Linked DNA regions of Mus musculus: regions 1 and 3 are each linked to region 2. The links are chromatin contacts, found by Hi-C or POLR2A ChIA-PET in ENCODE. All regions are on one chromosome and are shown on one strand. Each heading gives the region's core, a stretch centred on a gene start or an enhancer-like site at or near the end of the contact. The rest is flanking DNA. Distances are from core to core; before and after follow the strand shown. Region 1 holds the start of Sash1 (SAM and SH3 domain containing 1). Region 2 overlaps Sash1 (SAM and SH3 domain containing 1). Region 3 has its middle 36 kb from the start of Gm51794.

What was found. Hi-C counts contacts between places; a loop is a spot of excess contacts on that map. ChIA-PET counts read pairs that join two places held with the same protein, here RNA polymerase II (POLR2A).
Region 1: POLR2A ChIA-PET joins it to region 2 with 19 read pairs in Patski. The contact joins the promoter of Sash1 here to the enhancer-like site in region 2. A Hi-C loop is called at or near these places in 1 of 37 maps with a recorded cell type or tissue (heart). POLR2A ChIA-PET finds 5 or more read pairs at or near these places in 2 of 5 experiments (Patski and embryonic stem cell).
Region 3: a loop to region 2 is called in a map of adrenal gland, with 2.4 times the contacts of the local background. The contact joins two enhancer-like sites. A Hi-C loop is called at or near these places in 8 of 37 maps with a recorded cell type or tissue (adrenal gland, gastrocnemius and heart).

The regions. Positions count from the first base shown.
Region 1 is chr10:8,884,191-8,887,435 of GRCm38, reverse strand. Sash1 (SAM and SH3 domain containing 1) reads left to right here and starts at 1,366. Exons shown (of 20, transcript NM_175155.4): 1 at 1,366-1,712. The coding sequence starts at 1,578.
Region 2 is chr10:8,747,928-8,751,544 of GRCm38, reverse strand. Sash1 (SAM and SH3 domain containing 1) reads left to right here. Exons shown (of 20, transcript NM_175155.4): 10 at 60-406. Among named protein-coding and RNA genes, the nearest start is that of Gm25410, 74 kb to the left of the region's middle. Within about 2 kb of position 1,772, at least 2 of the 3 ENCODE cell types and tissues checked have a DNase peak (open chromatin) inside an H3K27ac peak, as active enhancers do; they include gastrocnemius, where a contact is called at or near this core.
Region 3 is chr10:8,970,970-8,974,367 of GRCm38, reverse strand. No RefSeq gene overlaps it. Among named protein-coding and RNA genes, the nearest start is that of Gm51794, 36 kb to the left of the region's middle. Within about 2 kb of position 1,394, at least 2 of the 3 ENCODE cell types and tissues checked have a DNase peak (open chromatin) inside an H3K27ac peak, as active enhancers do; they include gastrocnemius, where a contact is called at or near this core.

The DNA of each region.
Region 1 (3,245 bases), core at 117-2,616, 140 kb before region 2:
GGCAGAGTGATGTCAGGTGTCTTTCTCTACCATACACCACCTTATTTTTTGAGACATGATCAATCTCTCCATGAACCTGGAGCTTACCAGCTGTCTGGAATGGCAGCCACTAAAGCCACGAAAATCCCGATGTCTCTACTTCCCAGCCTTATAGGCCCATACTGCTATGCTAGGGTTTTACTTCTTTTTACGTTTTGACATTGTGGGTGAGAGCTATTCACCCATTACTTAGACTGCTGTTCTCAATGTATGAAAGCTGAGAAAGAGATGAAGACACTTCAGAAGTAATTGTTCTATCCGGGGGACCCTCACTTCATCCCCTCTCCACTCCACCTCCTTAATAAGGGGCAGATTCCGTGGGTTTCTTTAGTTTCACAAAGTGAGCAGCCACAAAATCAAATAGGATAGGCACTGTCATCTCTTAGAAAAAATTTTTTGATTGGTTTTTAAAAGGAGGAGGAGGGGGAGAAGAGGGAAAAAGGACCTCTTCAGGGATATTTCCCTCTGGCATTTTCACTTGATTAACATATCGAGGCCTGAACTGTGCATGGGCTTAGCGGCCATAAAATTAACTTTTATTTTGAACATACCCCTTGCCTGTTTCTTCCACGTAAAACAAAACAAAACAAAACAAAACAAAACAAAACAAAACAAAACAAAACAAAACACACCCTTACAGCTCAGAGAGGGTCTCATTTAAGTATCCGAAAACCCTAGAAGTGCACAGCACTGCGGCCACTCGGGAGCCGAAACGCCCGGACTTACGACCCAAACAATGGCTCGTGACCAGGCGAGCTTTGTCACACTTTGTTTTCCAAGAAGCCTGACAGACAGGACTGTAATTCCAGGGGTTGTCACCATACGGACTCCTCTTAAACTCGAACTCAGCGAGCGGCTTAAAGATTAACTTTCTGCAGTTTCAGTGGCGGAAGGCGCGGGTGAATGGCGCGATTGGGGACTTGTGCAGGGCCCCGGGCCCGTGGCGCGGTGGCGCTTTCAAAAGGCGATTTGTTGGCCAGGCTGAGGCTCATTTCCATGCAAAGCGCCTGACATCAGAGCACCTTTTGTTGCTAAACGCTTTCTTGAGCCTGGAGGGGAGGGAGTCATGTGGAGTTGGAAGAGCTCATTCTAAAGAGAGGGGTCCAGGACTAATTAGCCCGGGTCCACAGGCGTCACTGTCCCCTGCCCAGCCCTGCACAAACTCTCCAGTAGAGGCGAGTGGTGTGCCACCCGGAGCCGGTCCCCGAAGCAGGACGCAGCACCCGTGCGGTGTGGCTCTTGTCTCCCTGGTCCCGTGAACTCCCCGCCGCAGCCAGTGTTGTGGACTCTGCTCCAGCTACCCTGTTGCTGCGCGGGGCCGGGCTAGGAAAAGTTTCTGGAGTTGTCAATCGCGGTCGCCCGGGATCGAGGTGCCAGTCCTGGCAGTGGTGCTCGTACCCAGCGGAGCCTGGGGCATGCGACGCGGGGGCGCGGCCCGGTGACGCCGCGGGCGGGGAACTTGCGCCCCGTCGGCCGACGCGCTGCTGCGAGCGGTGGGCAGCGCGGGGACCCGGACGCGGACGCACGGGGACGCGGCCATGGAGGAGGACGCGGGAGCTGCTAGCCCGGCGCCGGAGCCTGAGCCGGAGGTGGATCCCGCCCGGGAGCTGGAGCCCGAGGCCGGTGTCTCCGAGTCAATCTCCCGCCTCTGGACCGACGTGATGGGCATCCTGGTGAGCTACCTGGGGAGGCAGGCGGGGGAAGCGGGGCTCACCCCTCGCCCACCTATTGGTCACCCTTCTTCTTTCCGCTGTATTCTCTATATAGGGGTTGAAACTGTAATTTAGAAAAACCAAACCAAACCAAACCAACCAAACAAAAAAAAAAAACCCCTACTTGTCGGGTCACATCAGAGACACCTCTTGAACAATCGACTGTAATTAGGGACACCTGCTTAGAAAAGTTGGCGTGGAAAAAGCCAGAAAGAGTAGATGTAAATACTACTTGTAAATATTTGGCGAGTGGACTCCTCATGGCCTCTCGGTATTGATGTTTATCCGCACAGGGCTTGTCCTGTGCCCATGAGAGGAAAACAACCGTTTCCTTGTGCAGAACTACCACGGTGTTTACTTGCTCTGCCCTCAGCTCTTCTAGTTTGTAGAATTACAGGATATTTGTTTTATATGTTTGGCGCTGAGAACAATAAGGCATATATTGCTGAATCTGTGCTGATAAGGGGTTTTGAACTGCCGGGCGTGGTGGCGCACGCCTTTAATTCCAGCACCTGGGTGGCAGAGGCAGTCGAATTTCTGAGTTCGAGGCCAGCCTGGTCTACAGAGTGAGTTCCAGGACAGCCAGGACTACACAGAGAAAATCTGTCTCGAAAACAAAACAAAACAATCCCCCAAAAACAAAAACAAAACAAAAACAACAACAAAAAAAACCCAAAATCAAAAACAAAACAAAACAAAACAAACAAACAAAAAAACCCAAAAACCAAAACCAACCAACCAACCAAACCCCCCCAAAAGAGGTTTTGAACTGGCCAGTGGTTAAAACTGCCTATGGATTTATCTTAGTTCTGGAAAGTAGTTCTACTGAGGATGAAATTTTACCTTGGATGGATAGGGTGTTAGCCGTGTCTCTGGTGTTAGCCGTGTCTCTTTAGGAACGATATAGTTTTCTTCATAGTGGTTAAGGTCTTGGGCTTTGGAGCGAGTTAGTCTGGTTCAAATCCCTGCTCCCCAGGGTTTTAGCAGTGCCTCTTTGGGCACGATACAGTGTTTAGTTTTCTCCATAGTGGTTAAAGTCTTGGGCTTTGAAGTTAGTTAGCCTGGTTCAAATCCCTGCTCCCCAGTTGTCTGTCTACAATTACCATATCAAGGTCATTCACTCCTGACTCTCCAATTCACTTGAAAAACAGGAAGACATGTGTCTTGGGTTTTATGAGAGGCACTATGTCCATGTGTATGATGCACTCAGCATATTGCCAGATGAATGGTAGATGGTCAATGAATACAGCTCTGTATATATTTTTTCTTGCAAATAGAGCCTATGTCTCATCTTTTTGGACATCTTGAAGTTCAGTGTATCTCATTTTCCTGGGTTAAAGATTTCTGTCTGTGCTTTCAAATACATAATAAAAGACATATTTACCTACGTTAGAATTTTATGTATGTATGCTGTGTACGTAAGTCTTTTGGATTTAAAATCTGTTGCGTTTCCTAAACTTTTTCAGAGATACATACAATGCTCAGTTGAATTGC
Region 2 (3,617 bases), core at 523-3,022:
ATAGACAAAGGTGTATGGGACAGTCACTCACAGGAGACCTCGTGTTGGTTCCCTTCCAGGTGGAGAGGAACATGTATTTGAGAATTCCCCAGTCCAAGATGAAAGATCTGCACTCTACTCTGGAGTGCACAAAAAGCCATTTTTCTATGATGGCTCTCCTGAGAAACCTCCAGAAGATGATGCAGACTCTCTCACCCCATCTCCATCATCCAGCAGCCTGGATACGTGGGGAGCTGGCCGGAAGTTGGTCAAAACCTTCAGCAAAGGAGAGAGTCGGGGCCTGATTAAGCCCCCTAAGAAGATGGGGACATTCTTCTCCTATCCAGAAGAAGAGAAGGCCCAGAAAGTGTCCCGCTCCCTCACAGAGGGGGAAATGAAGAAAGGTCTTGGGTCTTTGAGTCACGGGGTAAGTACCGATGGTGTTTTCTTCTATGACAACCATCGGCGCAGGCACCACTTTCTGGTGTCCTTGGAGGAGGTTCAGAGTATCCGTAAGCAAATCCGCTTGAAGAAAACGGATACTAATTACTCCTGTTCCAGAACTTTTCTCTGCCAGCGTCCCTCCAGAAAAGGAGTAAATGGCAGCACCTGTGACCTGCTGCCACGGCCCAAGCCCAAGGGTGGCAGTGGCTGCGGCTTCGCTGGCAGGAGGGGCCGAGGGCGCACCTCAGTCAGCGAGTTCAATATCACCTACGTGGTGGAGCGGAGCCTCTACAGCCACCTGAACCTGACCCAGCTCGTGCGTCCTGCCTCGGACAGGACGCTGAGCAAGGTGGAGAAGCAGGACCTGAGGCGGTGCTTGCTGGAGGAGGATGAGGAGGCAAAGAGGAAGTGGGCTGCCACGGTGGACCGCTGTACTAAAAGGGTTCTCTTGAGAATCCACCAGAAGTCTGTGAGTCGCCAGGATGGTCATGAGGAAGGCCTTGTCATTTCCATGATGTGTAGTCAAGTGTTATGGCCTCTCTTCTCACAAAGCTGCCTTCCTTCAACTAACTCACCACTTCGGGGTCCATTCCTGTCACCCTCCGATTTCTCGCCCTTCATCTTTCTATAGCGGTGCATTTTTCTTATTTCTGTCTGCCCTCTGGCCAATGATATTCTTAACTGGAACTAAACCTTGAAGTTGATCTTCCAGGGTGCGGGGTAACTTCTAGAAGTGGCTGTCTTTATATCTGGCCATCTTGTCACTTGACCCCAAAGAAGCTGATTCGAATCAGAAGGACATTGAACCCTGGAAGAGATGCCTGCTTTTTTCCATTAATGAAAACAATAGGAATGAACTGATAGACAGTCTGCCATCACCATCCTTAAGTACATTTCTTTAATAGTAGAGCTAGCCAGAAAGTTCTTACATCTAAGAGAGGCCGGGGGGGGGGGGGGGGGGAGGAGGAGAATCACTTAAAGCCTTTTTATTTTAATTAAACCAGTTCAATATTTTTACTTTTTAAAATACAGGACTTGGCATGTAGTAATGCCCTCCACAGCTGCCACTCAGATTCTTGTGCACAGCAAAGAAAAGGGCTTACTTACACGATTGCTCGTTTCATGAATTTTTGTTTTTCAGTTTTCATATTGAAGGATCAGGGAAGCCTAGTTTAGCTTTTCCTTTCAGAGAGTGACTTAGTTTGAACTTGAAAGTATAGATATTCCCCCTGGATTCCCACCTAACTCCGAGTCTGCACAATGGCCCATGTAAAAGGGGACTGAGTGAGGCGGAGCTGGCAGTGCTGCGCTCTGGCACCTTGCTTAATCCTCCCGGGGCCGCTGGCGCAGAGCCCCTTTGAACGATCTGAAAGAACCTGTGGAGAAGAATGGGCTTCCAGGGTCCCTTTTCCCAGGGTTCCTGCACACTCATGAATAGGATGCTCTTGTCCAGAACTGTATAACTGTAATTTAAATTCAAGCAACTGAGTTCTGCTTTTGTGAAATCGAAGACGGATTGGCCACCGCCATCCTTCAAGTGACCTCCCCTGGTTCTCAGAGGATCTGTGGGTCTTTCCTCGCTTTCGGGTTTTGAAAATAATTCCCATGTGTGTTGACTTCCGTCCTAGATTTTACTTTCTGCCTTTTCCCATCCTTATGAGCCTTATAACACTTTTTTTTTTAATGCTACCGATCTGTTGAGAAAACTTTGTTTCTGTCTCTTTCTGTATCCTGGCAACAGTGTTTTGATTTTTCTGGTTTGTTTTGTTTTGTTTTGTTTTAATATCAGAATTTTCTTCGTCACCCATTCATTCAGTCTCTGGTGTGCTCTAACCTTCATATCTTTTATAAAACACTGGGCTTGGTGTCAGAGTTGAGCCAGGTTCATCATCTGCCAGCTGGCTTTCAAACATCAGCACCACTCAGTAACGATGGCATGGTGAGCTGGAGGCTTTTAAGATGCTAAGAGCTGAAGACAGTACTGGGCACTTTTAATACCCAAATTAGAAATCTGTGCATAGCCACTCTTGTGAATACAGTTGTATAATTAGAAAAAAAAATAATTTCCTCATTACTTGGATAACATAGGCTAAAGTCAATGTCTTAAGAGTAGAAAGTGATGGGCATTTTTGATTGGCTGTCTTATTTCTTACTGGGCTTGAACCCACAGCCTCATGCATGTTTAAGTAAGAGCTCTACCACTGGGCTACACTCTCTAACTTCTTTCTTCTCTCACGTAAAATGCTCCCTTCTGTTCCCGTTGTCTTTCTTCACTTTACCCTAAAGTGCACAGTTTGCTTTAATTTTCAAACTTGATCTTTTTTGTTCTTTAGAGATGCCATACTTGCTTGACCAAACCTCAGGGAAATGATAACGCTTTAAATTCAGTGGAAACAGTCACGTGTCTTGCTTTTAATTTTTATTCATTCAAGTTTTTTGGGTTTTGTTTGTTTGTTTGTTTTTTGGTTTTTGTTTTTTTTTGGTTTTTTGGTTTTTTTGTTTCGGAACACAGACTTGCATGACACCTTGGAATCTTGTCCCTTTGGAATTCAGTCTCACTCCCAACATGTTGTCAGTGCATGATCATCCCATTGGCTCGCTCTCCTCATCCTAAGCATCAGCCAGAGAACGATTTTATAATTATCTGTACAGCCATGAATGAACGAAAACAATAATTTTTCCTTGTGCTTCATTAATGTAGATCACCAGAGCTCAAAGATTTTTTTCATTGCTTTTTTAAATCCATTTTTCCTCTGGAAGGAGTCTGCTCCTTTAAGAGCTGGTGCTCGCGGGAGACATGAGAGCTTCCTCCACTCAATGCTCCAGGCTTTCTAGCCCTCTACTGAGCGATGGGAAGGAACCTGTCTCCGATATCTTAGCATACAACCTGGAAAGAGTCTAGCTGCTGCTTCTGAAAACTAGTCCGTTCTTCAAGCCCTTCACTGTGGCATATAAATGCATGCAGCAGACACACAAGAACCTCAACAGGCTTCTAATTTATTACAGTCATCGTTTCCACATACATTCCTTGTGCGTTATTTCATGCGCATCAGAGGAAAGCACGCTGGGCCCCAGTGTTACAGGAGATGTTGTCATTTAACGCATGGACGTGCAAAAGCCATACAGTGATCAGACATCTGGGCGCCACCCTGTGTCTGTGAAGCCCTGAGTCACAGGAAAGGAACTAGAGTAAA
Region 3 (3,398 bases), core at 145-2,644, 220 kb before region 2:
AGTTGTCCTCTGGCCTCCACATGAAATGAACACACACACACACACACACACACACACACACACACACACACACACACAGAGAGAGAGAGAGAAAGAGAGAGAGAGAGAGAGAGAGAGAGAGAGGTTTAAATGACATACCCCACACACACACACCAAAGTCTTGGGCATTTGAATACTCCGTCTCCAGTTGGTGGTGCTATTGGAGTAGGTTTAGGACCTATAGTCTTGTTGAAGGACATATGTCATTGTGGTTAGGCTTTGAGGTTTCAAGAGCCATGTGCTACTCCCACTAAGCTCTCTGCTTCTGATGCCTGCTGCTCAAGATGTGTGCTCTCAGCTTGCTCCTCCAGTTTCAATATTTGCCTGCCACACTTCCCACCTACCACAGTGATGGACAGTGATCTTTTGGAAACCCAAAGAAACCCTTCTTCTTGTGTAGCCTTAGACATGGTACATTACAGAAATAGAAAAGTGATGAATTCAACATGTATTCACAAACAGCCTCACACACACACACACACACACACACTCGTATACATACATACACAAGCACAGCCCATATACACACACACAAATGTTATTACTCTGAGTGCTTTTTTTATACTTCATCCTAATTGCAAAAACCAACCTTCATTAATACTTCTGCCCAGACAAGATACCTAGGGAGCATCTTGATATCCAGCACATACTTCCATGCCTTGAGTCTCACACGAGTGCTCATACACACCCCAGATAGGAGGCAACAGGTGTCGGCTCCTAACCAGTGCTCATGCACTGGCCCTCAGACTGCCTCTGCATGACCTAGTTTCTCAAGCAGTTGAGAATTTCAGAGTTGAACCAGAGAAATATCCTTCAAAGGTTCTAACAGAATTTCTGTGACTCAAAGCCAAGGTACCTTTATTGTGTGCATTTTTCAGTCTCTGAGGATGAACCAGGGTTTCACTGAAGGGGGGGAGCACTCCGACACACATAGCCAGAGCTGGCCGTGCTCCCCACACAGTATAACATAAGTTGACATTTGGCCCAAGATTGCACTGCAGCTTTGGTTATCTGGGTTATGTGAAGGGTAACGTCAACTCCTCCTTGTTTTCGTGGAATAATTGCTAATGAATATAATCATGTTCCAATGTCATCTGTTTCATTTGCAAGTTGGCAGGGACAGAAAAAAGGCAGCTTTCTTTAGAAACGATTAAAACATGGTATTGGGATGAGATCACCAGCTTACAATTAAGTCATTATTTTCCCCTTACATTAATAAATTTCAGTGATGGAACCCAGGATCTTGTAGCTGGCTCCCCAGCCAAAGAAGATCAAGTGTTCAGCATGTGGGCTGCCTTCCCTGAGTTTTCGGCATACTTTCCCACACCCGGGCTGTGGTGCCTGACAGGCTCCGTGCACTACATGCACTGTGTGGGGCCTCTGTGGACCAAGGCAGCTTGCAGCACTGGCCAACTCAGAACTGAAGGCTTTGCAACCCAGAAGAGGGGAAAGAGATTTTTTATTATTATTTAAACTCCCTAGTTGCCTTTATTGTCACCTGATCTGCTCTGAGCTAGTAAGTGAAAGAGACATTCTTTAAAGAGGAAGAAAAGCTAATAATTTTGTGCTGGAGGAGGTATCCTCCAGCTGAGGTCAGAAAAAGTTATCTGTTGCAAACTCCTAAGGCAGATTTCGTCTCCCACGTGACTCATTTTGTCTTCCTCGTCACTGTCTCTTTAGTTAGGTTTTTTTTATCTCTTTTTCTCTCTTACAAATGAAACATTTCAAAGCATCCAGAGACCTATTTGTGGTAAGCTCAAAAAAAAAAAAAAAAAAAAAAAAAAAAAAAAGAAAGTCTGTAAAATATTTAAAGCCTATCTCAGGGAAAGAAATATCCCCTGGAATTAGAGCCGTCAGATTCTGGGTTCTTTGAAATTCTATCGCTCTATTAAAGATTATTGCTATCTCTCTCTCTGGCCTTAAGACAGAAAAATAATCGGAAGAGCCCAGAAATGAGAACTGAGGCCTGTCATCCCACCCATCCCTTTAGCCATTTGTCAGACACTGAACAAATCATTTAACCTAGATGAAGAGCTGGATCATGTCCACAGGGAACCCTCTCACAGTCTGAGCACTTCCAAGCAAGCAGACATGGACAAGTACTGTGAGCACCAATTTATGAGGGTGGACTTCTAGAACTTTCCTAAACATACATGCTTTGAGATGAAAACATGCAGACAAATGGCATCTCCCCCTACTTCTAAAACTTGAAATTTATAGTCCCTTTGAGTTATGTCTGAGGAAGCTATGAGACTATGCCCATTGTAAAGTCTCAGGGTGCATATCTATATTCTGCATAAATATTTAAACAGAAAGTTTAGAATGCCTCTCAGTCACCATAGAGGCAATAAGCTATAGCACTGTACAGCTTCATAAAGGAGGCAAGCCTTGTGGTTCAGAGAGTGGAGTTCTGGGAGCCACAGAGCTGGGATTTACGTCTCTGGCCTTGAGATATTGATTTGGCCTCCCCGTGCTTCAGTTTCATCTGTACACAGGCTAAGTCCAGTACCTACCATTTACAACTGTTGTAAGGACTTCAGTAAATCAGTGGTTCTCAGGATGTGAATCATGACCCCTCTAACAAACTTCTATCTCCAAAAATATTTACATTTTGATTCACTACAGTAGCAAAATTGCAGTTACGAAGTAGCAAAAAAATGATTGGGGGGGGGTGGACACCACCACACAAGGAACTGTATTAAATAGTTGCAACATTAGGGAGGTTGAGAACCAGTGCACTAGATAATAATCGATTGGAAACAACTCTCTCTCCATTATCAGCACATAAGTAGTCAAATATGTATTTAGGTATGACTTTCATGAGCTGAGAATTTGGTTGAAGATGAAGAACATTAGTTCCTTCTGTATGGACTGGCTACTTCATTAAACCTTCTAATAATTTTCTTTCTCTTTCTTCTTTATAGATTGGGAACTATGTTTTATGTATACATTTTTATGTGCAGGTGTGTGTGTGTGTGTGTGTGTACATGCTTGTGTGCGTTTGTGTGTAAGTGCATGTGCACATATGCATGTGCATGTATGTGTGTGCATTTTTGTGTACATGTGTGTGCATTTGTGCATGTGTGTGTGCGTGTGTGTGTGTGTGTGTGTGTGTATGTGTGTGTACAAGTATGTGTCTGTGGTCTAGAAATCAATCTCAAATAGTGTTCCTCATTATACTACCCACCAAGCTGAGTTACAATTTGTTACTCAGCTTGGAGCTTGCAGATACCACTAAGCTGACTAGCCAGCAGCTAAGCCTGAGGGATTCCCCCGTGTTACCTCTCCAACACTTAGATTACAAATGTGCACGCTCAGCTGTTTTTTGTTGTTGGTGTTGTTTTGTTTTGCATGGATTC